Linked DNA regions of Homo sapiens: region 2 is linked to region 1. A link is a loop called in an ENCODE intact Hi-C map of the cell type or tissue named here. Cell type or tissue: K562. All regions are shown on one strand. Each heading gives the region's core, and the rest is flanking DNA. Links, peaks and the distances in the headings are about the cores only.

The links. Peaks named below come from ENCODE experiments on the same cell type or tissue, not always from the same donor. Only the 100,000 strongest peaks of a DNase experiment are listed, where the experiment ranks them.
Region 2: a loop joins it to region 1, with 4 times the contacts of the local background. A loop is called at or near these places in 2 of 110 quality-filtered maps.

The regions. Positions count from the first base shown.
Region 1 is chr18:48,014,340-48,029,259 of GRCh38, forward strand. It overlaps ZBTB7C (zinc finger and BTB domain containing 7C), which reads right to left. Exons shown (of 5, transcript NM_001318841.2): 5 at 12,333-14,920. Among named protein-coding and RNA genes, the nearest start is that of SMAD2, 91 kb to the left of the region's middle. In K562, for the core only: CTCF peaks have their summits at 8,496 (motif pointing left) and 9,637 (motif pointing right); DNase peaks (open chromatin) are centred at 8,482 and 9,632; H3K27me3 peaks cover 1,777 bases.
Region 2 is chr18:48,311,517-48,326,436 of GRCh38, forward strand. The region is part of intron 2 of ZBTB7C (zinc finger and BTB domain containing 7C); the gene reads right to left. Among named protein-coding and RNA genes, the nearest start is that of ZBTB7C-AS2, 67 kb to the left of the region's middle. RefSeq lists an enhancer at 6,538-7,039. In K562, for the core only: a CTCF peak has its summit at 6,659; no DNase peak of the experiment used is centred there; H3K27me3 peaks cover 323 bases.

The DNA of each region.
Region 1 (14,920 bases), core at 4,057-12,056:
TCTTAGAACACTTTAATTCCATTTATTCTTCTGTTTTTGTGTATCGTGGCATATTTTAATTTATATTTTAAAACACATTAAAAAGTGTTATTGCATTATTTCATATTGCCAACATTCATTTAGATTTACTTACATATATAATTTTTCTGGGTTTCTTTACTTTTTCCTGCATGTCTGTGATTCTATCTGGGATCATTTTCATCTCCCTTTAGCATTTCCTAATTTGGTTCTACTGGTGACAGATTATCTCTGATTTTTGGTGTCTACATGATGAATTAATCTCAGATTCATTTTTGAAAGATATTTTACTGAGTACAGAATTCTAAATTGGTTGTTATATTCTTACAGCATTGTGAAAATACTAGTCTGTTGACCTTTGGCTGCTTTATTTCTGTGGAGAAGTCAGCTGTCTGTCTTATGGTTGCTTCTTTTAAGACATGTCTTTTTTCTCTAGATGTTTTTAGGATTTGTCTTTTTGGTTTTCAGCAGTTTTGGTCTGATATGCCTAGGGGTGTGTGCGTGTGTGTGTGTGTGTGTGTGTGTGTGTATTCTTTTGGGGTACCCAGAGCTTCTTAATCTATAATTTGATTTCTTTAATTAGTTTTGGACAATTCCCAATGTTTATCCCTTAAAATTTACTTCTGTCCTATTCTCTTTCTCTTCTCCTTCTGGGACACCAGTTATATGTATAATACCTTTTCATCACATATTTTTTGTTTCTTCTGCTCTTTTCTTCATTTTCTATCCTTTTGATTCTGTCCTTCAGTTGGAAATTTTCTTCCATCTTCCAGTTCACTAATCCTGTCTTCAACTGAATGTAATTTGTTTATAAACACAGCCATCAAATTCTTAATTTCATATACTGTGGTTTTAGTTACAAATTTAACATTTAGTTTTTTTAATATACTTTCTGGTTTCTGCCAGAATTCTTTATCTTATTATTTAACTCCATGAATTTATCTATTATGGTTATTTTAAAATCTGTTTCCAGTAATTTTCAAATTTGGATATTCTGTGAACTTCTTTTCTTTTTTAAATTTTTATTATTTTTAAAACAAATTTTACTGTGTATATTTGAGGTTTGCAACATGATGTTATGGCATACATATAGATAGTAAAATGATTATAGTGAAGCAAATTAACTTATCTGCATCTCACATAGTTACTGTGAGTTCATTTATGTTATTTATTTTTTCTCTTGGCTTTTGTTTGGATCTTGTCTTTTGGCAAGGCTTATTGGTTTTGCTGGATGTCATATGAAAAATAGCAGAAATTAATTTGAAATTCTGAACAATGCTGTCTTCCTTCAGAGAGGATTTGCTTTTACTTCCTGCCAGCCTGAGGCTAAGAGCAATTCACCCTAATTCATTCAGGATTCAATATGACTTTAGTCATCATGAGTACTGGCCTATTTTCTCTTCACTCATACCACTAGGGTGTAGCTCTTTTGTATTTCAACCAAAAGCCTGGGTTTTTAAAATCAAGACTTATCTTTTTTTTTTTTTTTTTTCCCCAAGACAGAGTCTCGCTCTGTTGCCCAGGCTGGAGTGCAGTGGCACAATCTTGGCTCATTGCAATCTCTGCCTTCCAGGTTCAAGAGATTCTCCTGCCTCAGCCTCCCAAGTAGCTGAGACTGTAGGCATGCACTACCATGCCTGCCTAATTTTTGTATTTTTTAGTAGAGACGGGGTTTTACCATGTTGGTCAGGCTGGTCTTGAACTCCTGGCCTCAAGTGATCCACCCGCTTCAGCTTCCCAAAACGCTGGGATTACAGGCGTGAGCCACTGCGCCTGGCAGAGAGCTATCCTCTTAAATTGTCTCTAAACTTCGCTTGTATGTCCTGAACCTCGTGAGACTGTGAGATGCTCTGCTCAGTTTCTCAGTCTCTTGGCAAGTCAGCTAGGGTAATTTGGTCCCAAATTGCTGGCTCCCCATCAGTCAAGGGGAAAAGTGGTCCCACATTTCTGGCTCACCTTTCTTGGCTTACTTCTGGATTTTTCCCCACAAATTCTTGCTTCCTCAATTGCTTTCTGATGCCTTCAAGCAGTATTGTTTTTTTAAAATTATTTTTTTCTAGAATTTCTAAATGATATCAATGGAAAAGTTGGTCCAAGATATCCTAACTGGCAACTGATGGAAGTGGCATCTTCAGCTCCATTATATTTAAGTGATCCAAAATGGGTCAAAGGCTGGGGACATACGGTGGCAAATTTTCCATGAAATTCCACATAAGGAAAGATCCCTGATGAATTCTTAGACATCATGGATACTGAAAAACTGACTCAGTCATTTAAATCTTACTTTTTTGTAGCTGTTGAAGCATATATACCCACTTGGCAGGTTGACAGGTTGCTTTTGTTTCCCTTCACTTGTGAGTGACTGGATTACCTTGCCATTCCTTTTTTCTGTCCCTTGCCCTGCCACCACAACCATGCTTTTTGCTTGATCCTTCTCTCCTAGTCCTACTCCAGGTACATCTGAGGATGCTGCATCTCCCACCTTCCAGCTGCTACAAGGGCCAGTGTCAGAGCATCTTAGAGAGCCTCAGAATACTGTGGTGTGGGATTAAAAAATACTTGTAAGGGAGGCTTTCCAGTTACTAATGTGAGAAAGGTCTGTGTATTTTACATAAAGTAGTATGTGTGCTTTGTGAGCTTATGTTTTCTTGCTAGGAATTCTGTTTCTGGACTTGGCGGGAGAGTGGTCCTGAGAGGAGACACTGGGGTCACTCGCCAGGCTCACACATCCCAGACCTATTGTCCGCTTGTTGCCCAGCCACACTCCTCTGCATCACCATCTCCACAGCACCCTCAGGGCTTCTGGGAAGCTGCCTCACTTCATAAATCAAGGTACAACATTGTGTCTGGTCATGGAAATTTAATTTATCTTTAGGCAAAACTTGGAACCAGGCACATATATCTACTTAGGCCCCTCAAGTGTTCACTTCAAAGGCACTTTCCATCAGACTGCACTCTCACCCTCATTTCTCCTCTTTCCCACCTCTCCAGTAGGAAGTTGAGTGCGGAGAGGATGGTCACCCTAGAGAAAGCCAGTATTTGGACATTCCTAGCCAGATTCTATTCAGCATATGGACATGAACTGGACACGTCTACAGACAGATAATCTATCCAACATGTAGAATAAAGTGAAAAATGAAGTGGAAACTGAAAGAAAGCCCACAAACTTGTTCTGTATCTGCAAGTAAGGTAAAATCCATGAAAAAGAAAGCTTCTTACCCAGAGCACCGCAGATGCAACTCCAAGCCTCAGTGATAATGTTGCAGGTGTATGCGTGCGTGTCTGCATGCATGCATGTGTGCATGTGATAGAAAAGAATATTTAGCAAGCTCCCCCATACAGGAAAGACAAAAGTGGAAACAGACCTGTGTGCTCTTTGGTAATGTGGCTTGAATGGCCTTTCCAGTGGGTTATTTTGGTCCTGGAGTGCAGTCATTCTCAACAATGTTTACATCAAGCAACCTTGGATCCTGCCCATGCTGCCTATTGAGCAACTTCAATTCTGGAAAGAGATGAGGATGGCCTTTGATTGGGAAATTAGCTTCTTTCAAATGCGGGCAGAGGCATGGAATCTTGCAGTGTGGGAGTGGAAAGAAATCTTGGAGATCATCTTGTCCACCCCCTCATTTTCCAGATCATAAAGTGCAGGCTTGGAGAGTTGAGGTAACTTTCTCAGGGTTGCACAAAGGATCAGTGGCAGGGGAAGTCTTGGAAACCAGCCTCCTAATTTCTGGTAACCCTATCAGTCTATCCTTAGCAATGATAAAAAGGGATTGAAAATAATAGATGATTAAGGAAATTTTCAAAATCCCCAAATCATAATAAGAGGCTTTGAAATATGAAACTCTAAACCAATGGTTAGATCCTGTTATTGGCATTAGAAGCCGTAATCACGTTTCTTTCTCATACGAAAGGATGAGAGTAATGGGATGTGACCATTTTTCTCAGGTAGAGCACACCATGTACTCCAAACTGTATACTCTGTATACATCGAACAGTATACTCAAGCTGCGTCACTTTTGGGTTATCCTGCATTCATTCACACTTCTGTTTGTGAAGACACATCCATTAAGTGAGTACTAGTGTGAGGCAGAAGCTAAGAGGGTCAGGAACATCCTTTTCCAGTCTCTTGGCAGCTAAAGTTGGGGTACCTGTGTCTTGGCCCTGGCCATTAGGATGTTCCTATCTGGGACTTTGCATCTGGAGAGAGTAGTGCAGATGACACAATAGTCATGCTTCTAGTGCTGCTGGTGTTGGTGCCAGGGCAGCCCCCTAGCAAGGCTATTCTTGGGCCATCACCTTGACCCATTTTATTGATATTCTGCCTCTGTGTGTGTGTGTGTGTTTTTTTTTTTTTTTTTTTGAGATAGGGTCTTGCTCTGTTGCCCAGGCTGGAGTGCAGTGGCATGATCTCGGCTCACGGCTCACTGTACCTTCCACCTCCTGGGCTCAAGCAATCTTCCTACCTTAGCCTCCTAAGTGGCTGTGACTACAGGTGCATGCTAATTTTTAACTTTTTGGTAGAGATGGGGTCTCACTATATTGTCAGGCTGATCTTGAACTCTTGGGCTCCAGCAATCCTCCTGCTTCAGCCTCCCAAAGTGCTGGGATTACAGGCGTGAGTCACTGTGCCCAGCCTGTCCTGCCTCTTTCAGTCACTGCCTGCTTCCTGAGGCTGGCTCTCCAACTTCCTGTCAGTCTTTTGAGCTACAGTATCCTTTAAAGGAATCCCCTTTCTGCTTAAGAGTTGGTCTCTCCTCACTTGTATACAAGAGCCTTGGCCGATGCATTGGAAGAATGAACACCCTCTACAAGTCTTTGCATGTAGTGCTTTTGCTGGGCTCTCTTTGTTATGTATGTCTCACTATAAAGATTAGAGAGACGCTTGTCTTTGATGTCCAAATCAAATAAAGTTGGAGACTATAATTAAGTTTCCCCAGGACCTACAGCCTTGCCCCAGGGAAAGGCATTTTAAAGGTCAGTGCATCTCAATGTCCAGCAGGTTACCCGGTGGAGCCTGCAGAAACTTGTCTGTAGGGCACAAGTGTCTCTTCTGTCATAGGTCCCCATTCAAGGAGGGACCAATGTTGGGGCCCAGGACTAGTTATACAATTGATGAGACCCACCTTCAGGCAAGAGGATGTTTAGTGCAGCTCCCAGTGTCACAGGGAGGGGCTTGACCATCCTCCCCCATGTAATTGACATCAGGACCCAGGTTGGTTTATGGGGATTCCACAGGTGTTGTAGGAAATCAGCCTGAGGGGACAGTGTAGGGGTTGGGGTCCCACTGGGGAGGGAACAAACCAGTGTTTGGACACCTGCCTCTCAGATGGCCCTGTCCACCTGCAGGTGTGACCTTGTCCTTCTCCTGAATCCCTCCTCTCTGCTGGTCCCCAGAGCAGCCTGTGTGTACAAGGACGTGGTGCAGAGTGGAAAGAGACCTCACATCTGTCCCCACTGCACCTGCCTGAGCCTGCTCCAGGCCTGAGCTGCACAAAGGAGTGTAGAATGGGAATGTGGTGATGGGGGAGAGATGGAAGCTTTGATATTAGACTGGGCCGAGCTATTTAAGTAACTGAAAGTGAAGCTTTTCTTATACCTGCATGTGAGTGACCTGAAAAGGTATGGAATCCTCTAGAAGTGTAGAGAGTTGGAGAAGGGAGAACCAGCAGAGTGGGGTGAAGGGAAGTGGTGGGAAGATGAGGACACTTCTTGCCGGCCGCCTACAGAGGTCAGCTCCTTTAATCACATGAAGTCAAAATGCAAATGCAGCCTCCAGCCCACCCCTCCTCCATCCAGACTTCCACACATCACATCTTTCCTAAATAGAACTTACGGAACCTCCGGGTCCTGGTTCCCAGTGTCAGTCCTTCACCAACACTTGCAGGGCCTGAGCAAGAATACCAGAGGTCCACATATCACAGGGCTACATATTTAAACATACAAGCCAAGCTAACAAGCTGTTCATTAAACTGTGTTCTATCCTCCTACCTTGGCAAGCAGACCTTCAGAAAGACCTGGAAAGCCAGGTTCTAGTTCCAATCTTCAGGGTCTTCTGAATTCTGGGCCAGAAAGTCATCTTGGGGATAGGGGGCAGCACCAGTCTACAGCCCTTAGCCTGCAGCCATCATCTTCCCTCTCCACCCTTGGCTTCGTCCTGTACATCCCCAGCAAACAGCCACCCTTGTCTGTGCCTCAGCTTCGGGTTGAAGACTCCAGTAGCAGTCTGCCCTCAGGAGCAGGATCTGGGGTAGAGGCTCCTGCAGGTGCACTGTAAGCAGGCTCCCTCCTCCCCTCCATCCTGTCCTCCCTTCTACCCCAACTCCCCTCCTCCCCTCCCTCCTCTCCTCTCTTCAACCCGACTCCCCTCCTCCCCCTCGTCTCCTCCCTTCTAACCTGATTCCCCTCCTCCCCTCCCTCCTCTCCTCCCTTCTAACCTGACTCCGCTCCTCCCCGCTCCTCCCTTCTAACCTGACTCCCCTCCTACCCTCCCTCCTCTCCTCCCTTCTAACCTGACTCCCCTCCTCCCTTCTATCTCAACTCCCCTCCCCACTTCCTCCTGTCCTCCCTTCTACCCCAACTCCCCTCCTCTCCTGCCTCCTCTCCTCCTGTCTGGCCCGACTCCTATCCTCCCCTCGCTCCTCTTCTCCCTTCTAACCTGACTCCCTTCCTCCATTCCCTCCTCTCCTCCCTTCTAACCTGACTCCCCTCCCTCCTCTCCTCCCTTCTACTCCAACTCCCCTCCTCCCCTCCCTCCTCTCCTCCTTTCTAGCCTGACTCCCCTCCTTCCTCTCCTCCCTTCTACCCCTTCTCCTCCTCCTCTCCTCCTCTCCCTCCTCTACTCCCTTCTAACCTGACTCCCTTCCTCCCCTCCCTTCTCTTTCCTCCCCTCCCTCCCTTTCTTCTTTTTTCCATTTTAAGAACACAAGAAAAGCAAAGGAAAAGGGGAAGGAAAGATCAATAGGTATAATTACTTTAAATGTTATTGATGTTAAAAAGGAAAAGACACCCACACTTTCAGGCACCTACTGAGTGGCAGGAAGGGCCAGTGTTGCGCATGTCCCACCCAAACCCCACGGGGACTTTCCAGGTAGGTGTTGTCACCTCCTTTTTATGAGTGAAGAAGAGGCTAAGCCAGAACACTGAGTGACACTGGGACTCTTACCCTGACAGAAGCACTGGGTCAGTCTGCCAGCACCCCCCAGGGTGGAAGGCTAAACCTGAACTGAGACTGGGAGTGTGGGAGCCTCCCAAATACTTTCCAGCTGACAGGAGCTCTCGGTCTGGAGGAGGATGTCAAGTAGTGAACCCTTGTGTTCCCTGGATGTCCACAGTGGCACATTTTGCTATGTCCTTGCTACCCCCACAAAGGCCCCCCTGCTTGGGAGTCCCAGCCATTTGGAAATGAAAATGCACTTTTGCATTTCCGAGTGTGGCTCCTATGGGAAGGATGTTGAAATGGCAGAATAAAAAAAATTTTAATTACAAGACACACCCGACTCTGCAGTGCTGATTGAATTCAGGAACCCCATTTTGGGGAGGGAGGTTCAGCACAGAGCTGACTACTCAGCAACAGCAGGGAGGTATGGATTAAAGGCATCCTGGGCTCCGAATGTGACGAGAAAGCCTCTATGGCTGTACTTGCTGCTGAGGGAGAGAGGGGACCTAGACCACCCATGCTGATGAACCACGATGACCAGCGCTTACAGTTAGGAAGGCAGTGTTCCCTTGACTTGGGGTGGGTGACACCGTGAAGGAGTATTTACCAATATCTGTAAAGGGCTGAGGTATCAGGAGGAAGACCGCCGGAATGTGCTTTGTCTAAATAGACTTCTGTTCCTAGTGGGAACAGTGGGCCTCATTCTGGTCCTCCACCTCAAAGAGGGCAGGGCGGCACCGTGGTCCGGGGGTTAGTGGCTCTGGGTTCCAGTCCTGGCTCTGGGGTTAGTGGCTCTGGGTTCCAGTTCCGGCTCTGCTAGAGCTTGCCTGGTGGCCTTATCCTCACCATTTTGCCACTTGGAGCTTCAGGCCTCTCATCTGCAGAATACGGCATGGCCATATCACGTTTTGAGGCCCCCCAGCATTAATGAAACTCTTCTTCTGTTGGAGAATTGACATCATGAATCTTTCCTTCTCAGGCCAGCGGAGCCAGGCGCTTGCTTTCCCAGGCAGCTGCGATCAGGTGGGGGCATGGGTCTTGGGCTCTTCCAAACAGATGCGCCAGCATTAGACTTCACGCTGCGGAGAGCAGTGTGAGGGAGTACAGAGTGTGGCACCCATTTTCCCAGGAGACACTGGTGGAGAGGGGGGCCACAAGACAGAGTCCCCATGCCCAGGGCCTGAGCTGCAACGATCTGACACAGTGTGGCTTGGGTGGTTCTGGGCTTCCTTGTTTCCAGGCCGTGTGCTACCCCTAGTCCACTTGGCGACTTTGTGCAAATTAGACGATTAGGCACCCCTTCAAGATGCTTTACTGCCCTCTGCTGGAAAATTCTTTAGTACACAAATGTACCAATCTGTCTAGGGTGTGAATGGCAGCCTCTAAATGTAGTGGTGTTGTGTAGTATGCAACCTGGACAACTGATCTTGGTGGCTCTGCCGGCCTGACTCTCTTCTGGCTTTTGTGAAAATTCTGAAAGAGACTTAATTTCCTATAGTAAATGCCTTTTCTACTTAAGCTAGCTGAAGTGGCTTCTGGTGTTTGACGAATAACTCCGACTGATACGAATAGGGATGCTGATACATGCCTCCTGGGGCTGAAACCAGATGACTCATGGAAGCAAGGGTCTCCAAGAAGGCATAAGGCACCTATGTTACTCAGAGGGTTTGTACTTCATTTATTAATTGTGAGAGGAACATGGGAAAATGATCTAATTCACGCTATCTTCCTTCCTTATTCTGGAAACCTATTTGTTTATTCTTTTGTTTTTGTTGTCAGGGTCAGCGTTCATGGTTAAAGACGGGAGCGCAAGGATGAAAATGTGAGTGTGCATTATACATATTCCAGCAGGGTGACCTGTGGGGAAAATGGCTTTGCCGGGTCTTGCTCATGCACTGTCGTGTCTCCTATTGTTACAAGGAGAGATGACATCAGCCTATGCACCATTTGTCCAGTGACTGAGTGTGTGTGTGTGAGTGTGTGTGTGTCTGGCTGCAGATAATGTGGCCAGGTTCCAGGTTTTCCAGGGCAAATTTGAGATGTTTTGTTTTTATATGTCAGGCCCTTTCTGGACCCATACGTTTTGGTTTAGGCCACGTGGGCACTGCCACTCAAGGTCATAGCAGCCCCTGCCTAGGGTGTGCCAAGGAGGAAAAAGGAGCAGGATCTCCCCAGGGAATCCTCCTTCCATCAATTTATGGAAATTCCTGTCTGACTCAGTCCTCAGCCTTCAAACCTGAAAGGAGCGAAAGGTCCCACATTCCCCATCCCTTTCTGAGCCAGGAAGTGGGATGAAGGAGGGATGGGCGGGAGCTGCGAGGCCAGTAACTGTTCAAGGGTGCAGTTTCAAGGCTCCTCTGCCCAGAGAAACCAGGCTTGTCTGCTGCTGGCAATCTGACAGTGCTTTGCCGAGGGGCCTTTCTTTCCACCTTGAATGAGGAGCAGGGTGGCAAAGGCCAGGAGAGGGAGCCATTGAATCACGTTCACATTTGATGACTCCTTTCAGGGCAGGTTTGGACAGAGGGGAGGGCAGAGAGAAAGGGTGTCTACACCCAGAGGGGTAGTTGTGTTAGGAAGAAGGACTTAGGAGCAGAGAAAAGGAGGACACAGGGGAGTTGGGGAGGGAAATTCACTGGATACAAACCTCCTCATTCTGGAATTTGTCCCAGGATGTCCCAGGTCCTTGGAGGTCCCTTGGCATGAGTGTTGCCTGGCACTTCCCTTCCATAGGGCCCCCCACACCCGCTGGCTCATGCTTCTAGCTGGGGCACTGACCCTGCTGCCCTTATGAAGTCCCAACTTCACCCATTCTCAGAGGGGAAGGGCCACGTACAGGGCACCCGGCTGTGCCCTGTTCCGGAAGTGCCCTTTACATGCTGGTTGCCTGTTCTGCAGTAAGCTCAGAGTTCCCTCAGGGAGGAAAAGCTGTCCAGGCCCCAGGAAAGGAGGAGTGGGGTCTGTAAAGGGCTCTGTTCTTCAGGAAGGGGCAGACTCTGGGTCAGATAAAGGCCTGAGATGAGGGTCTTATTTCCCATTGGGTCTTTACTGTTCTCTTGTCACATGTTTGGGGGCTCTAAATAAGAACCACGGCTTTTCTATGGAGTCCCCTTCTCTGGCCCCAACTTGCTGCAGGTGACTGGTTTAGGGAGAATGGGGTCAGCAGCCCTGGGCCACCACGCTGAGTTTTGTGAACCTGCCCAGTGCTTCTTTTTCACTCGTCACCCAACTCCTTCTGGCATGATTCTTCTTCCATGGTCATATGGTGGATATGTATTCACCTTTTCACAAATTAGATGGAAGGAACCCTAGAGACTCTCTTCTCCAGTATTCTTTTTTTTTGTTGATACAGGGTATATCGCTCTGTCACCCCAACTAGAGTACAGTGGTGTGATCACAGGTCACTGGAACCTCAAACTCCTGGCCTCAAGCAATCCAATCCTTCCTCCTCAACCTCCCAAAGTGCTGGGATTACAGGCCTGAGCCACTGCGCCAGGTCTCCAACATTCTTGAGAGGCAGTGTTGAACTCTTGTGCTGACTGAGAGCTCACTCCTTCACGAGGGACCTCGTTCCTCTTTAGGGCAACTCCAGATGTTAGGAAGTTCTCTTCCTTTTTTTGGGCACCCAGTTGCCTCCTGCAATCTCTCTCCTATTGGCTTGGGTTGGCCAAATTTTTGGTGAAAGTTTCCCCTCCCCAACACACCTGTTGAAGTCCCAAGGCCTGTTCATGTATTCCTTAAGACTTCTTCTCCAGGTAAGCTGCACAGGTTTCTTTGGCCTGTCTTCGGAGGCCTCATCCTCCTTCCTTCACTCCCTCTTCCCTCCACTGGAGGCTCCTTTGCTGTCAGGACCCCACCTCCCTTAGCACCTTGGGGTCCCAGGGTGCAGGTCACACATGGCCGGGCTCCATGGAATTCCCACCTGGCCAGGGCTAGAAGGAGATTTTACTCACAGGAGATCAGGAGCACCCAGGGGTCAAGGCCCACTGGGCCCAGTTCCCTTCCCCTTCTCCATCTTCACCTATGTCACTCAGTGGACACTGACCCCCAGAATGAGGACCACATGATCCTAGAATGGCCGAGCTGAGCAGAATCTTGACGAGCAGCTGGCCTTGCATTTCTTGCACTGGGCTATGCTTACCCCTGAGCCCTCAGCCATGGGCTGGGGCCTCCCAAAGCTGTAGGGTGGCCAAGGAACAGTTCGACTTCACTAGAAGATTCTGGGGAAAAGGCAAGTCACTTAACTGGCAAGTCGATCAAAACGATGTTTTTATATTAAGACAAATGTTATGTAATAGAATGCAGAAGCATGAATTTCAAAGCCAAAACAGGAGACTTCAGAGTTTTACACTACAGATAGGTTACTTTGGGCTATTTCTTTAGTGTTCTGCCCCCAATTTGCCAATCAGCTGGCCCCCTCTGCTGAGGGGTGTTTAGATGGAGAACTTCGAGAAGCTCTGATTACTCCATTTCCTTTATTACTAGAGGTGAGGGAAGGGAAGACCAGAGTGGAGGGGTGATTAGACTGAAGACACACAGCTTGGAGGAGTCTAAATTGGAAACCCGGATCTGTTCTTTTCTCTGTACCAAGAAACGCTGCATAGACGTTGCCTACTACAGCAAGAAAGGAATCAAAAATAGAAAAGAGGCTCTGGGTTGACCCTTGGTTTTCCAGAAATGCAATTCGAAGAACAGTGTTACCAAGAGTCTGGGCTGTGGGTTGTAAGTAGAGCTGACTCCATTCAATGACAGAAGTATATTCCTTTACCTTAGGTTCTTTTAGGATCTAATGTTCTTTGGGAAAGAGGCTCAGGTGAAGAAAGGAGGAGGCCGATGCCAGCACCGGGAAGTGAGAGGAAGGAGACCCAGATAGCAGCAGGGCCAGCCGGAGCCCATTCCGGATGCCAGGCTGGGGAACTGGCAGGACTTCCCTTGCTCACACATCCTGGGGTGTAGCTGCACACGTTTGTGAACACACGCACACACACGCACACCTCGCACTCAGGCCCACAGGTGCTGCAAAGCTTAAGATCCAACCATGCCTTACAAAGCTGGAATGTAAGAGACTACTGAGAATTGAGTTCTGCCCTCCCTACCATGCAACACCCCCAGATAACTGAAACGGCAATTGGAAGGGGGAATCAATCTCACCAGGTCATTAAGCAAGCATAGCTCACTTTTACTCAAAACACTGTCCTTTAAAGTATAAAATAAGGGTCAAAGGTTTTTTTTTTTTTCTTTGTTAAGGTGTCTTTGACATTATTTTAAGTTTATGACACCCAACAATTAAAAACCTTAAGACTGGCTTGTTGCTGTCCTGTGAACTTTCAGAAGTCACATCTCACAGAAGTGCAACTCTCAATATAATTTAATCAAGTCAATTAATACTGTTTAATAAATAGGCCAGAAAATTAGCTGAGAGTTTTTCTCGGCGGGATGTGGCGTGCGACCGAAGTTATGGAAGATTGTCCCTTGAATCACTAAGGCAAACTTTGTTGAGTGTCATTTTACGTAGAGCAATCACATAAAAAAAGAGTTATAAATAGAAAAAATTCCAAAGTTCTCCCACAGACAGACAGGGAAATTGAAACATCAAAAAAAAAAAAAAATTGAAGCAAAACAAAAACACAACCACCCCTCCCCCCACAACCCATTTGCTTCAAGTTCTTGATCATACAGTACTCAACATCTTTGGATATTTTACAATGTACAATTCCAAACTGCAGCCAAGAAAAAACAGAAAGAACTAACCAGTCATCTGAAAAATTGAGTTTATAAGAAGTCATCACCTTTACAAAATAAAAACAAAAGCCCCAACACCACTGGATTCCAATTTATTCATGTTTCCTTTTTTTTTTTTTTTCCTCTCTTTTAAAGTCTGGTTCAGCCCCAATCACTTGGCTGATGGGGGGGAACACGGGGGCACGTTGGCTGGTGGACATGGGCATGCTTCAGAGAAAAGTGTCTGAAACGAAGACAGGAATCTGAGAGGCGGCTGCCCAGGCAGATGACTTCTGAGAACAGAGGGTGTGTGTAGCAATCCTGCTGGCTGGAGTGGCATCCGGTGGTGTGAAGAATCAGGGGGTCTCTTCTGGAGAGTTGTGAGAGGGACAGAGTCTGTGCTCTTCTCTGGCCTTTTTGTTTGTTGTGTTTTTGCTCAGGAAAAAGCCAAGGCAACAGGAAGAGCTGAAGTCTCTTTGTGCCCATAGCACAGGGATTGGGGACTCCAGCCCTGGGCTCTCCCTGGGGACGAACCCTCCTCCTCTCTGGGCTGCTCAGAAACCAAAGCAAACTTGGCAAGAAAAGAGAGGGGAGGGAAGGAGAGAGAAGGTCAGGAAGGCACGGGGCCAGCAGAGCCTTCCTTTTCAGGACCTGCTGCAAATTCAAGAACCAGGAGAACATGTGACAACTCTAACTCACAGAGCCCTTCAAACCTCAGAGGCCTCCACCTCCCTGCACTGAGCCCTTTTGTCAAAAATGGGGAGCCAAATACTCCCACTTCATCCCCAGAGGGAGGAGGAAGGGGTTGAGGGGGTTCTCACACAGCAAAGGGGACCATCACTAGCAATGCCAAGGCCCTGAGGAACCCTCAACTCAAAAAACAAACAGATAAACCCTAGAAACCGGTGTTTTGTCTGTTGTCAGGAATCAGGATGAGGGGAGACTGTTGCCAGGTGTTAAGAGGTGGCCCCCATCTCTTCGATGTTGGCCCTGAGAGCCCCAAGACACTGCACAGCCTTGGAGGGGGCACTGGAGATGGGGGTAAACATTAAATAGCGCCCCCAGGAGTCCAGACATGAACAGCGGCCTGCAGGGAAGGTAGGGTAGCATTCTGAGTTCGCAGAGCTACCTGTGGGCTTTGCTGAAGCTCGGAAGCTCCCCTGATGACCTGATCTCTGTCTAGTCTGGCCATATTTCTCACCTATGCTAATATGCTAATATAGAGCTGGATGTGATAAAACTAAGTCCAGAAAGATAAACTGTTTCCCCATGGACTTGGGGAGTACAAAGCTTCTACCATCTCTGTGATTCTCTGGGGGGATAGGTGTGTATGTGTTTAGAGGTGGAGGGCGGAAACCTCAGTTACCAGCCCCTTCCATAGCCAGGTGACACTGAGCTACAGAGGGCTGACCTGTCAAGGTCACAGGACAGGTCAGGGAAGAAATGGCCCGGGCCTTCCAGAGCCTGGTTCCTGACTGGTTCCAGGAGGCCTCCCTGCCAACAGAGCATTTCTTTCTATGTGGCAGGTGGGTAGTTCTCAAAAAGACCCCGGGGCCACTGGAGACTGGAAAATGAGCCCTCAGAGGAGTGTTGGCAGAGACTTTGCCATAGGGGGTGGGGCTTAACCAAGGTGCATGCCCAGCCCCTACCTCCTCCTGCTGTGGCTGGCTGGGCACCAGGCCAACCACCCCCTGACCCCTCATGACTCACCCAGCTCCTAAGTGCCCCTGGGCACCCAGTTCTTTGTGGCATGGGCCGGTGCAAGTTTCTATATGAGAGCCAGAGAGACAGGGAGGGAGGCCCGGGCTCCTGGCCTTTTGGGAAAAGATGCCCGTCTCAGACCAGCAAAAGGAGGCAGCTGCTTTAGGAGCCCGGGAAAATGCCATCACTGATAGTATTATTATTATTTTCCCATTTTCCCTTTGTGTTTTTAAAATGAAAAGTTCAGATCCATGGGGTAGGGTAGAGTGGGCCTGGAGGGAGAAGGACTGGAGGGCTGGTGGGCTGGAGCCGACAGGGACCAGC
Region 2 (14,920 bases), core at 3,333-11,332, 300 kb after region 1:
ATGGGTAAGACGCCAGGGATGCTGCTCAATGTCCTACAATGGACAGGACAGTCTTGATACAACAGATGAGAAAACTGAGGTTCAGAGAGGTAAAGCAATGTGCCCAATAATATGGCTATTCAGTGGCTGGGATGGGACTCACACTAAGATACATCTGATGGCAAATCTGTGATCTTACCTGACACCTTGAAGGGAAGTCCTAGGACCATTGGGGGTCCCAAGGGCATGCATGGCTGACAGTAAAGATATCAAAGTTATTCCATTAAAAATTTGCTTTTATTTGGATTTTTCTTCATCAATAAGATAAAGACAAGTAGAAAAAGCAGCCATTTTAGACCAAATATTTCTCCCCAACAAGCCTGCTTTGATTCCTGAAATTTCTCAATTAGATACTCTTCCAAGGCAAGAATCTCTGTACTTCTGCTATTCTCCCACCTACTTAAGACATCTTTGACCTGCCACCTGCTTATCCAGTTTCTGTCCATCTCTCAGGGACAGAAGGAGGGTTTCCTCCTCTGTGAAGCTCGGTCTGACCCCCTTAGAAGGGAGCCAATGCCTGACCTTCAACTACACGTGTAGCCTGTCCCTGCTCAGGGCACATGAAAGGAGGTCTCAGGCAGTGCCCACGTGCTGGGCTCACATGCCTGGGCTTCGGCCACATCTTGGAGATCCAGTCCCCTCCTGGGCCTTGCTACCAGCTGGCCAACTTCCCATGGTTCCCAGCCCACAGGGATCTTCTTGAGGCCATCCAGGCAGCTGGCATTCTTGTTCATCCTGCCTGCTCAGCCCTACCTACCCCGAACCCCAGAAGGCTTGTCAAGCTCCCTTCCTGGCCTTTGCTGGCCACCCCACAGCACTACGATGAGTCATATCATCCCTTGTGTCAGGACTCTATTTTACCCCTCCAGCAAGTATCCAAGTAAAGACTCTTCTGTCATGGTTTTATGCTCATTGGCTCTTAATTTCTAAGAGGCAGTAAAGGGCAATGTTCACCAGCATGACTTCTGGAGTCAGATTGCCTGGGTTCAAATCCCAGCTCTGCCGCTTTCCAGCTATGGGACCTTGGACAAGCTACTTAAATTCTCTGTGCCTCATGTGAAGAACAGAGATAATAATAGTACCTACCTCACAGCAATGTTGTGAGAATTAACAAGCTTAGCAGAGTCCCTGGCACACAGTAGGTACTCCATAGGAGTCAGTGCGGGTCATGTCACATGCTGTGTCCCTAGAAGCCCAGCTGTCCCAGGCTTCTGAAACAGTGTCTCAATCATTGGTTCAGCAGTGTGTTTTGAATGCCTACTGTGTGTGAGCCATAATGTGAGAATGGAGTTATATCCTGGGCTGTGGTGAACAGGACAAGCTCTTCCACGATGCTACGGGGCAGGGATGTCAATACATCGTAACTGATTCCATGTGAACCTTCTTGACCACAGAGGCCGATGCTAAATGTAATAGTTCTTCATTCGATTCCTATTGTCATCAACTCATCTGATATTCCCATGCCTGATTATGGACCCAAGAAGCTCTTGCATCAGGTCCTGTTCATCTGATCCTCCTTTTGTTATAACTATCACTCCTCTCGTCTCTTTATAAGTGTGAACCTAAGGCTCAGAGAGATTAAGCGAGTTATCCAAGATGACACAGTATTCAATGCATGGACTCAAAGCTAGGATTTCTGCTTTCCAGGCCAGTTGTGGCTGTCATGCTCAGCTCCAGGGGCATCATTCATAGGAAATGGAAACCCTAGAGTTCGGAGTGAGTCTAAGCAGTATCTAGCAAAATCCAGAGGCCTCAGGCCAGCAAGTGCAGACAGAAGTTGCTAAGAGTGAGCCTAGGGCAGTGGTTCTCAAGCCTGCCTGGGAATTAGATCACCTTGGTGCTTAGGCCCTGTCCAGACAAATTAGATCCGAATTGTGGGGGTCAGGCAGCAGCGTTTTTAAACCCCCTCCCCTGCTCCCCAACAGTCCTGAGGTTCAGCCTGCAATCACTGCTCTAGTTCCTTGTTACTCAAAGTATGGTCCCTGGACCAGCAGCATAGGCCTTGTTAAGAGGTCATTAGCACTGGCCTGGGAGCTTGCTAGAAATGTAGAGTCTCTGCCCTGCCCTATATCAACTCAGTCAGAACCTGCGTGTTTTAACTGCAATCTCCGGGGCATGGGTAAGTAGAGCTGGTCTTGCAAAGGACAGAAGCCACAGAATACAGATGTCATCCCGCTTGGACCCAGCCCTATTGTGGGGAGATTTCTCTGTGGGTGAGTAACATGGTTTGGATGTGCATCCCCTCCAAATCTCATGTTGAAATGTGATTCCCAATGTTGGAGGTAGGGCCCGGTGGGAGGTACTGGATCATAGGCAGAACATGAATGGCTTAGCACCATCTCCTTGGTGATGAGTGAGTTCTCACTCAGTTCATGTGAGATCTGGTTGTTTAAGAGTCTGGGACCACCCCCTTCTCCTTCTTGCTCCAGCTTTGGCATGTGACATGATAGCTCCCTGTCACCACCTGCCTCACCAGAACCAGAGGCCAGCACCGTGCTTCCTGTACAGGCTGCAAAACGGTAAGCCAATTAAACCTCTTTATAAATTACCCTGTCTCAGGTATTCCTTCGTAGCAACGCAAGAACGAACTAACACAATAAGGTTACCAAATTTAGTGAACAAAAGTACAGGATGCTCAGTTATATCTGAATTTCAGATAAACAACAAATAACTTTTTAGTATAAGTGCGTTCTGTGCAATATGCGGGATTACTGATAACTTCTTGCTTCAGTTCGTCTACAATGATCTTTCCCTCTAAATCCTGGGGAACATGGCAAAAGCAACCTTAAGACTTACCAATGACAGAGTCCCCTCTTAAAAGCCCCTCAAGATTCTCAAGTTATAAAGGGATGATTTTGCTCCCTAGGGTACATGTATCAATGCCTAGCTGCATTTTTAGTTGCCACTACTAAACTTCTCATTGCTTATCTGAAGTTCAAATGTCCAGTGAAGGAGGAAAAGGGCAGGAGAGCCCAGAGAGGAGACAAAAGGGTGGGGTCACTGCATATAGTGGCCAAGAGCTGCTAGGACTAGTGCACAGGATGATGGGAGGTGGCAGGTATGGGCAGTACTGTATACCCAATCAGGCACAAGACACAGCAGCCTCTTCCAGAAATCCCCTTCAACAAGGGCTCTCCAGCTGAGCTTCCTTGGAGACCAGGGAAGGAAGAGCCCACAGTTGCCCCCACCCCTCCAGGCCAGCCCATCCCCTAGAGACTGCTGACAGCTGGGAGAAGGGTGCAGGCTGCAGGCCACCCGAGGTGCCCGCCCCGACCCTGGCTTTCATTTTTAATGAGCCATTTTCCAAGTGCTTCACAAGCAGGCAGGCAGGCATTGTTTGCAGCCAGCAGGGGAGTCCTGAGCCGGCTGTTAATGGGTTTCCCTCAGCTCCCCCTCCTGGGGGTCTGCACAGCCCCTTCGGATGAAAGGAGCCCTCTGCAGAGGGCATGGTGACCATGGGCATGGCAGCTTCTGTCCTCTGTTCGGGCTGTCAAAGCCTACCCCAATCTGCCTGGGGAATGCCTTCATGAGTGCCAATTAGAGTTGGGACAAAATGTGTGTGATTTCAGAAGCCAGGGGAGTTGAGACACTCGGAACACAGCAACTTCTGCATAAAGCAGGTACCTAGAGAGCTGACCCTGAGAGGATCACCAGTTGAGAGGAACTCAGCAACAGCTGGAGTTTGCTGGGGGTAAATTGGCAAACCAACGCTGGATGAGGCTCACAGGACTCGGGGATTTTTGAAAATTCAAAACCCCAACAGGACACAGGGAAATGGCGGAAGGTTTTCTGTGATCTAGTGAGGAAAGCAAAGCTGAGGGATCACGTATCTGGATTCTCAATGGAGTGACGGTCCTCCCCACAGGGACTCATGATGTCCAAGGTAGTCAGTTTCTCCTCCCACTCCCTGCAACCCCTGCCTGGTTTGAGTGCAAAGGGCACTGGCCTGGTACTCAGGAAGCCCCAGCTTTGCCACCTACTAGCCTGGGGACCCCCAAGAAACACCTCCCACATTGGGCCTCAGTTTCCTCATTTTGGGCAAAGTGGGAGGTAACGAGGTAGACTGGAGCCTGTGTTCAGCCTCAAATCCCACACTCCCGGTAGGAAGGGTGGCTCCTCATGGGCGTGGATAGATCAGCCTCTCCAGGGGGCTGCACAATTGTGCTCCACCCCCATCCCCACCCCATCCAACTGTTCAGAGAATCTCTAGGCTGGTGAACTCAATGGACCTGTCCAGCTCTGATACTTAGGGGTCTCAATTAGCTTCTTGCCCCCTACCCCTAAAGCATAACTCAACTGGAAAGATGTATAATCAAGGCCATGGAGAGGCCCTGTGGATGGAGGATAGCCCTTCAGGTCTACCTAAGCACGGGAAGCGCCCAGCCCCCGTAAGAAAGGATCAGCAATTTTCACTGTCCTCACTCCTCTTGTCTTCAGAGAGCCACAGCATCAACTCTCCAGCCCTAGAGACCTGGCAACAGGCTTCCCACTCTCCCACCCACTCTCCCACCCAGACCCTGCCTCACACCATCAACCACCTGGACACCCGGCTCCTGCTGGGCTTAAAAGAACACTCCCTTCCTCATGTTTTCCCTTCCTTACAGACAAAATAGAATTGGAATTTTCAAAAGAATGTTACTAAAAATCTTCATGGAAAATAGAAGGGGATTTGTTTTAGTTTTTGTTTTAAAGGACTTTGAAAAGAACAATCCTTCCATGTATGGGTTTAGGAGTAGGAGCTGCCTGAAGTGGGGTCACAGGTGTCTGAAGAGCCGGGACCCCATCTCCCCACCACTCCTCCTCCACCCCCAGCCCCTAGCCTGAGCAGGCAAACACAGGCTGTGATGGTAGCAGGAAGGCCGCTGCAGCATGGGGGTGATATCATTTGGATGTTTATCCCCTTCAAACCTTACGTTGAAATGTGACCCCCAGTGTTGGAAGTGGGTTCTAGTGGGAGGTGTTGGACCATGGGAGTGGATTTCTCATGAATGGCTTGGTGCCATGCCCTTGGCAATGAGTGACTTCTTGCTCTATAGTTCACAGGAGAGCTGGTTGTTTTGAAAAGCCTGGCATCTCTTGCTCCCTCTCTTGCCATCCATATGCCAGCTCCCCTTGCCTGCCATGATTAAAAGCTCCCTGAGGCCTCACCATAAGCCAGGCAGATCCTGGTGCCATGCTTGCACAGCCTGCAGAACTGTGAGCCAAATAAGCCTCTTTGTAAATTGCCCAGCCTCAGGTATTCCTTTATAGAACTAACACAGGAGGCAATGAAGAGACCTCGTTCTACGTGGTGATGAGCAAGCTGCCACACCTCTCTGGGCCTCAGTTTCCGACCCTGTAAAATGGGGATATGTGTATCCATCACACATGATTGCTGTGAGAATTGTGTGAAATAATTCACGCGAACTTGTCTTGCACATAGAAGACACTCAACAAGCCAGGTGCAGTGGCTCACGCCTGTAATCCCAACATTTTGGGAGGCCAAGGCAAGGGGATCACCTGAGGTCAGGAGTTCAATACCAGCCTGGCCAACATGGTGAAACCCTGTCTCTACTAAAAATACAAAAATCAGCCAGGTGTGATGGTGGGCGCCTGTAATCCCAGCTACTCAGGAGGCTGAGGCAGGGGAATCACTTGAACCCAGTAAGCTGAGATTGCGCCACTGCAATCCAGCCTGGGCGACAAGAGTGAAACTCCGTCTCAAAAAAAAAAAAAAAAAAAAAAAAGACACTCAAAAAATGTGGCCCTTTCAGCAGGCTTGGCTAAAAACTGCTCCTAGACAGACATCACAGCCAAAGCTAAAGCCTTTAGTGGAGCGGGATCTTCAACTTGTGCCTCAGCTCAGCCCTGACCTCAGTCTCTGGCACAAGGCAGTGCCTACTGTTTTGACCCAGCTCCCTAGGCCAGCCTCACCCCGATCTGATTCCAGAAACAAAACGTCTCCCCAAATGTCCTGTGTCCCTGATGCCTTTGCTCTGAGGATGCCAGGTCGAGAGCTTGTTTGCAAAGTACAGGGAGGCACCAGTGTTTTTGGCTGACTGGATAGGTTCCTCCTAGGTGGCTGCCACGTGCCAAGCTTTACACATGGCATCTCAGTGAAACCTCACAGCAGCCTCGATGTGACATATACTATTACCATCTCCAGCTTATAGGCAATACAAGTCAACGTCCCAGGTCCTGCAGCTATTGAGGGCAGAGCCAGTGGTTCTCAATCCTGGCTAACAAAAAGGATCACCTGGGGAGGCTTTGAAACATACAGATCCCAGGTCCATCCCCAGATATTCTGACCCTGTAGGTCTGGGGTGGGCCAGGGCATCAGAATTTCAGAAGATCCCAGGGTCATTCTAACATGCAGCCTGGGTTGAGACAGCTCGCCCGACATTCAGCAGACCTTTCCCCTCTGCTGGAGGACCCCTGCCTCCTTCCTCACCCCCTGCCCATCTCAGGGGCCCTACTGAGGCGCATGCGCACTAGCTATAGCCCAGCCCTTCAGTCGCCACACATGCCCTCAGCTCCAAGGCTTCCAGGCCCTCTAGATGGGGAAACTGAGGGCTGAGGTGGACTTGTGACCCATGGAGGCCTAGCTGTTTGTCTTCTGCTCTCTGCCACCCCCTATTGATGACAGCAGAACATGTCCCTTGCAAAAAACAAAACAAAACAAAAAAAAAACCTAAAAAAACAACCAAAAAACAAACAAACCAAAACTCACTTCTGTTTTCTTCCTCTCTTCCTCCCATAGGACTGGTTGGGAACCAACCCCCCCTCACAAGTCCTCCCCTGCCCCCATCCCTCCAGATGAAGCCTCTGGGCTAGAGGCCCACCTGCTTGGTTCTTGGGCTTCTGGCTTCCTGGAGAGGCCCCTTCTGCCTTCCCGGCTGGTCAGGGAGGCAAGTTCCACACAGCCCCTTGCAGACCCATGCTGCCCTAGACCTTGAATCAGTGCTGGCATGGCGACAGGCTGTTCCTCACACTAGGAGGGTCGCATCTGCGGCCCACGTCCTCCCTCTGGTCCAGCCCAGCTCACAGGAGCCCAACACTGGGCTTGGGCCCAAAGCCTCCACAGTGTTCACTTATTTGCCTGAACTTGGCCCTGCTGCATACACCCCCTGGGGCAGGGGCGATTGTTCTCAACAGCATCTATTGTTTGCTGAATCCTGTGCCCAGCCCTCAGGCTCCGCACCACTTTCATTGGTTCCTAATATTCAAAGAGTCTCTCCCCAAGAAGGGCACTCCTGAGTGAGGCCCCCGCCGTCTTCTGGGTCCCTGGTATGGAGGGGCCCCAAGCAGGCCCCTTCTTCCCAGAACCAACATGTCACAGGTTCCAGCCTGTTCCCCTCCCCTGGCAACCAAGCCCAAGGGCTCAGCCTGCTGGAGTAGGTTCTGAGCCCCCACCCCTGTAAACACAAGGCCCAGCTGCATTTTATTTTAATAGAGAGATGGACAGAGGGCTATGGGAGACAGAAGGATCTTAGCAAGCATCAGAGAGTAAGGTCGCTTTCTCCTACCATAAATTTTGTGTCAATTAACGAGTATTCATGAACGATGCCAGAATGCCTCTGTGTGTGTGTGTGTGTGTGTGTGTGTGTAACCTTGATTTGTAACCAAATCAGTGGGGCTTCCTCTGGGGCTGGTGGTCTGGGAAAGTGTGTGTGTGAGCTCATTCAGGTGTTCATTTAGAGAGACAGTGTAGTACAAGGTTAGAAGCAAGTTTTCTGGAGCCACACACACTGTGTGGGTTCAAATTCTGCCTCTGCCCCTTTAAGCCATATGGGTGTGATCCTGGGCCAGCTGCTTACCTTTTCTGTCTCAGTTTTCCTATCCGTTAAATGGGGTTAATAAAACACTCAGCAGAGTGCCTCACACAGAGAAAGAACTTAATCGATGTTAGCTACGATTATGACCTTGGCACTATGGGGGGACGTAATGCTAAATATTCACTCCACACATGTTTTTTATAGTCAAAAGGAAAGCAGCATGGCACATGCAATGGTGTAGGTGGATCTGAATACATTATTAAGTGAAAAAGGCTGCAGTGATTACATACAGCATAACAGGCTTTGAACAAGGCTAAAAGTAATGATAATAAAATGTATATTTTTAGGAATATATATAAGTGGAATAAAATGGTTGCCGTGGGAGGCCCGGGAATGTTTGGATGTAGGCATTTGTCCAATCTTAGCTTTGTTTTGGGCAATGGGTTCTTGGGTGCTTATTACATTAATAAAAACAACCAAGTAAATACATAATTAAATAAAGGCAGCCCACACACAGACCAATAAAGAGACTGTCACATGCCAAATATTGTGGTTAAATACCAATAGTTCAAAAGCAGGGAAAACAGAAACAAATACACAGAGTGACAGTTGCAGGCTAGAAACTGTCTGGGCCGTGGGTTTATATCAGTGAATAGAATAGAAAAAAATTCCCAGCCTCTGGGAGCTCACATTCCAGTGCAGGGAGATGAGTAAGCAAAAGATAAAATGTTGATATCCAAGTGTGTTAGGAAGAGAAATGAGGAAGATTCAGGAGACAGGAAGTAGACAGGCAGAGAAGGCTTCACCGAGAAAGGGACATGCAAGCAAACTGGAGAAGAAGGAGAAGGAGGGATCATGAGGGTTCTGGAGGCCAAGCTTCCAGGCAAAGGGCATATCCCAGGCCAAGGCCCTCAGGCAAGAATGCGCTAGCACAGGGGGTTCAGTGTGGCGGGAGTGGAGCGAGGGGGAAGTGGGTAGATGGGTAGGTGGGAAGATGGAACAGGTCATTTGATTCTTGCAGGCTGCTGTGGGGACTTGGCATTGACTGAGTGACATGGTGGGGAGAGGGCACTGGAAGGCTCTCAGCAAGGCAGGAAACATCTGACACATGTCAGAGGATCCTGCTGTCCGCTGCGCCTAGGAGAACTGGGGGCAGAGGCTGGGAGGCCAATCAGTAGGCTATTGTGCTAATCCAGGTGAGAGGTGACGGCTGCCAGCACCTGAGAGATGACAGTGGAAGAGGTGAGAAGCGGCCAAACCCCGGATATCATGATGACACAGCTGCTGCTCTCCTGGGGGCTCCCAGGCTGACAGCCAAGGCCAGACATGCAATATAAAATCTACCCTAAATGCTATATCAGAGGCCAAGCCCAGTGGGCACTTCCTGTCTCCTTCCCTCCCTTGCAGTTCTGAAGGGCACTTGCCAGCTGCAGGAAGTGCACTGGCAGCTGCGGCCCTGCTTCTCAGACCCCGGCTCAGGCGGCCACCACCTCTGATTCCACATGCTCTTTCCCAACTCCTCCTACAGCCAGCCTGACCAGAAACCCTGACCATCTGTGCGGCCAGGGGGCTGACTATCCTTCCCCACCCAGGGCCTGCCAGCCCCATGCCTGCCTCCCTGAGCTCCAACCAGGGGTCCTGTTGTGTCCTCATTATAGGCCTCAATGTGGCCAGACTGTCAGAGCCCAGGAAGGTTTAGGTTTTATGTCAGTGGTTCTCTACCTTAGCTGCCCATTGAAATCACCTAGAGAAATTCATAAATTATTGGTGCCTGAGTCTCACCCCACGACTGTTATAATAGGTCTGGCATATAGCCTCGGCACTGGAATTTTCTCAAAGCTTCCAGGTGATTCTAACATGCAGTCCAGGGTGGGGAACCACTGCTCAGGTGGCCTGGTCTAGCTCCCCTGTCCCTCTCCCTTGTGGGTGTGTCATGCCACAAGCCTCCATTCAGCCACTTGCTCTCCCAGACAAAGCCCTGGCTGGTGCATCCTCCACAGATGTGAGGCACCTCTGGAGGGCTTGCTCAGCCCAGAGATGAGCTGACTGTACCCAAGCTGGCAGGCACTGTGCTGGGTAGAGCATGTACCCACCTACCTCACATGATGGGCTGGAAACTTGGGACTTTTTGCAGGACCGCCTCGCAGCCTGGAGAGTTGAGTGGATATCCAGGACCACCAGCTTCCCCAGGCTGATTCTAAGGCCAGAAAAGCCCTGCAGCTCAGATATCTGCAATCAAAGCTGCACTGGACTGCTTCCCCTCCCCAGCTCCTCCCCATCCCCATCCTTGCCCCTTTAGGACGAGGACTTGGAATGCATTTTTATTAGACTTTCCCTAGGTGAAAATGGTGCTGGGCTAGGGGTGGGGAAACTGGATGGAGTGTGATTTACACTTCCCCTGCGTCCTCACACCTCCCAAGGGCAGCCAGCCTCAGCAGCCTGCTCACAGAGCCACTGAAGATGGGCTGCACGGTGCAGGCTGCGTGCCGATCCGCCCCAGCCGAGAGCAGCATCTCTGCATAAGCACCCCCATCTCAATCTCCAATGAGCTGGAGGCTGTTTGGTAAATGGGATGGAAGGAGGAGGTGGATGCTGATGTCTGTAAGGTTCTGGCAAAGCCAACACTCAGAGAAATTACTCTTATTCCCCAGACCCCATTCACAGCGGATCAGGCTGTCCCTATTATATTTTATCTTTGCTCCAAACAGCTCCTTTGATTCACACCTGCCTCTAAGTTCTATCTCCAGGCCTCCATCCCTGCATAGCCCCAAACAAGAGAGGCCATTTTCCCTAGAGAGAGGCTTCCTAGCTTCCTCCTGCCCCTCCTTAGAGACGATGGCCTTCATCAGATTAGTTTCCAGTGGACTTGGCTTGCCCATAGCCCTCCTATAAACCCTAAGCAGGATTTCTCAATCTCAGCACTGACACTCTGGGCTGCTGTGTCAGGTGGGGAGAGGAAGGGAGGCTGTCCCAGGCATTGCAGGATGTCTAGCAGCATCCCTGACCTCCACCTACTCAATGCCAGCAGCACTCCCCTCCCAAGTCTGGGACAATCCCAGACCTCACCACCAAATGTCCCCTGGAAGAGAGTGGACAAAATTATCCTGGCTAGGAAACACTGTGCTATAGCAATGTGACGGGAGGCCTCAGGAAGGCAAGAACCATGTCAGCACTTCTGAGAGACAGCTCAGCGGGTGGCCAGTTCAGAAAACCAAGCTCTGATAATCAAAACATAACAGATGTTGGCGTGGATGCGATAAAAAGGGAACACTTCTATACTGTTGGTGGGAATGTAAACTAGCGCAACCACTGTGGAAAACGGTGTGGAGATTCCTTAAAGAACTAACAATAGATCTACCATTTGATCCAGCAATTCCACTACTGGGTATCTACCCCGAGGAAAGTAAGTCATTACACAAAAAAGATACTTGCACTTGCATGTTTATAGCAGCACAATTCGCAATTGCAAAAATGTGGAACCAACCCAAATATCAGTCAATCAATGAGTGGATAAAGCAACTGTGGTATATATATATATGACGGAATACTACTCAGCCATAAAAAGGAATGAATTAATGGCATTCACAGCAACCTGGATGGGATTGGAGACTATTATTCTAAGTGAAGTAACTTAGGAATGGAAAACCAAACATCATATGTTCTCTTTCACAAGTGGAAACTAAGCTGTGAGGATGCAAAGGCATAAGAATAATACAATGGACGTTGGGGACTCAGGGGAAAGGGTGGGAGGGGTGACAGATAAAACACTACAAATTGGGTTCAGTGTATTCTGCTCGAGTGCACCAACATCTCACAAATCACCACTAAGGAACATACTTATTTAACCAACCACCTGTTCCCCAAAAACCTATGGAAATAAAAAATTGAAAGAAAATATCAATTTAAAAAAAAGCCAGACTCTGCATTAAGGAATGGTATGATCTTGTGAGGAGGTCTAACATCTCTGGGCTTCAGTGTCACCCTCTGGCCAATATTTGTACAGGGCTGGTACTATGATAAGTGCCTTCTGCAGGTTTTCTTATATAATCCTCACAACATTCCTCTGGGGAAGGCGTTGTCCCTATTTTACAGCTGGAGAAATTGAGCATGGGGGAAGTTAGGCAACTTGCTCAGGAGCACACAACAAGACAAAGCAGTTTGACTCCAGAGCCTATGGTCTCACCCATGTGGGTCTTATCCACGGTCTGTACTCCCTCCCTTAAAGCTGAGGGTGGGCCTGAGATGACCACCAAAGTCCTTTGCAGTTCTATGACTTTGCCATTCTTTTGATTTTGCTGCTACAAAATGAGGGTTCACTGGGGATCCTGTATTCTTTGTATTTCCCTGCCCCTTTAGGACACAGCTTGCTCATACCTTCCTTCACCCAGTGATTTAACATGCTCCTACTGTGGGCTGTGCAGTGAGTAAGGATCCGGCAGTTCAGTTGTCAATGAGGTGTGCAGTTTACCCTCCAGTGAAGAGGCAGATATTAAACATCTACTTATAACTGTAAATAAATGAGACATTTATTTACAACTGTGATGCTATGGTCTGAATGTGTGTATACTCCCAAAACTCATATGCTGAAACCCTAATCGCAATGGTGATGGGATTAGGGCCTTTGGGAGGTGATAAGATCAGAAGGGCAGAGCCTCATGAATAGAATTGGTGCCTTTTTAAAAGAGGCCCCAGAGAGCTGCCTTGACCCTTCCACCATGTGAAGACGGTACAGGAAGGCACCATCTATGAGAAAGTGGGTCCTCACCAGACACCAAATCTGCTGGCACCTTGATCTTGGACCTCCCAGCTTCCAGAATCGTGAGTAGCAAATTTGTTGTTTGTGAACTCTCAGTCTATGATATTGTTACCACAGCCCAAATGGACTAAGAAGCATGTAAACAGGGGCCCAACCCAGCCCAGAGGGCCAGGGAATGGACCATCTAGCTGCCCTCTGATGGGTGAGCTGGAGTCAACCCGGAGAAGGCAAGGGAAGCCATCACCCCAAGAGAGCAGTGTGCACACCACCCTAAGATGGGAAAGAGTACTATGAGCTGAGCCAGGATCTGGGGTTCAGGTGTCAGTGAGGCATGCAGTTTACCCTCCAGTGAGGAGGTGGATTAGGAATTAAACATCTATTTACAACTGTAAATAAATGAGACATCTATTTACAACTGTGATGCTATGGTCTGAATGTGTGGATACCCCAAAAACTCACATGTAGAAACCCTAATCCCTAGGGTGATGGGATTAGGGCCTATGGGAGGTGATGAGTTCATAAGGGCAGAGAAACCAAAAGGGAAGAGGATGCTAGAGGAGGCTGATGAGGTGAGCAGAACCTTGTAGGCCCTGAGAAGAATATCTTACCTTTATCCTAAAAGCAAGAAGAGGCTATGAGAGGGTTTAAATAAGAGAATGACATGCTCAGATAAGCATGCTTAGCAGAGCAATTCCTGTGTGCTGCGTGAAGACTGGGTTGGGCTGGGGATGGTGGCAGGAAACGCCGGGGGACCTGTCTGGGCTGGTCCAGGGAAGGGGGTGGTGAGCTGGACCACATGACGACTCAGGAGCAGAGAGAAGTGGCAGAGTCCAGAGGCATTAACACACAGAGCGGGCAGAGCCACCGTGGATGTGATGCGAGAGGGTGCGTAGAAGCAGGGTTAGCAGACAGGAGGACAATGGAGCTGTTTACAGGACAGAGTCAGTTCCCAGGGCTGTGGGGACTATGTCGGGAGCTCCCTTTGGCCACACTGAGTTTGAAAGGTGCTGTGCATGGTAACATGGGATTGAATGACTGATTGGTCTACTAACTGATTAATTGATAAGTGATCCTGAGACCTCTTTCTAAGATGAAACTCACTTTGAGGACCCTGGCTGACTCAGATACACCCTGGACAAGCACAGATAGAAAACAAAGAAGGCACACATGCAGCAGGAATGCCTTGGAGGGGAAGAGCCCACATAATGGAAATCTAAGTTATTATTACTATTACCTTATCAGATCTGACAAGATCACAGTCAAAGGTGGGGCCGTAGCAGCCTGTAATACAATATAAATGGGATCTCTGGTGGCAGTTGGCCATTGCATTGATTCTTATTCACTCAGAAGCTAAATCACAGGGCTAATATGAAACATGTGTGAAATACCCCTTTTTCATGCACTAGCAATGAAAGGCTTTCACAAATCTGCAGCCAAATGAATGTACTTACTGAGTAATAGGAATGTGCACATGGGCATCATTTTATTACCACATACAGGCCAGCTTCATCAAAGCTTTGATTTCACATTGAAGAAAGTGCTCCAGCTACCCAGGGAGGTAAAGGATTGCCAGCACAAGGCCCCAGGTTGGGAAAGTGACTTTTGATTTGATATCCAAGGCCTGAGGATTTCAACAGTGTGCATAACATCATTTGGTTGCTTGTAGAACCACGGAATGTCAGCATGGGACAGTATCTCAGGTCATGTAGCTCACCTGCATGACAGGTGAAGAAAGGGCTTGTGGAGGGTCACTTAGTTCACCAGCAACAGATCAGGGACTGGAATCCATCCTTTGACTAGTGTAGGCCATGGCCATTCCTACCACTGGATTCAGGACCCATAAGTCTTCACCAAAACCACCATAGGAAATGACAGCAAAGACTATTATCTAACAGCTCAGGAAGGCAAGCAAAGGACACGGTATCTTGGCAAGCATTTCGGTTAAAGTGCTGGGGGACAGAGCATAAGGACCTGGGAACAAAGTCTTGTTCACTTATCTGTTTATAGATAATGCATACTCTACCAACATCTTTTTTTTTTTTTTTTTTGAGATGGAGTCTTGCTCTGTCACCAACTCTGGAGTGCAGTGGCACAATCCTGGCTCACTGCAACCTCCACCTCCTGGGTTCAAGCAATTATCCTGCCTCAGCCTCTCGAGTAGCTGGGATTACAGGTGCGTGCTACCATGGCCAGCTAATTTTTGCATTTTTAGTAGAGACGGGGTTTCACCATGTTGGCCAGGCTGGTCTCGAACCCCTGACCTCAAGTGATCTGCCCGCCTTGGCCTTCCAAAGGGCTGGGATTACAGGCGTGAGTCACCATGCCCGGCCTCTACCTTCTTCTAAAAAAGATTTGGGGTGGTCTGTAATTA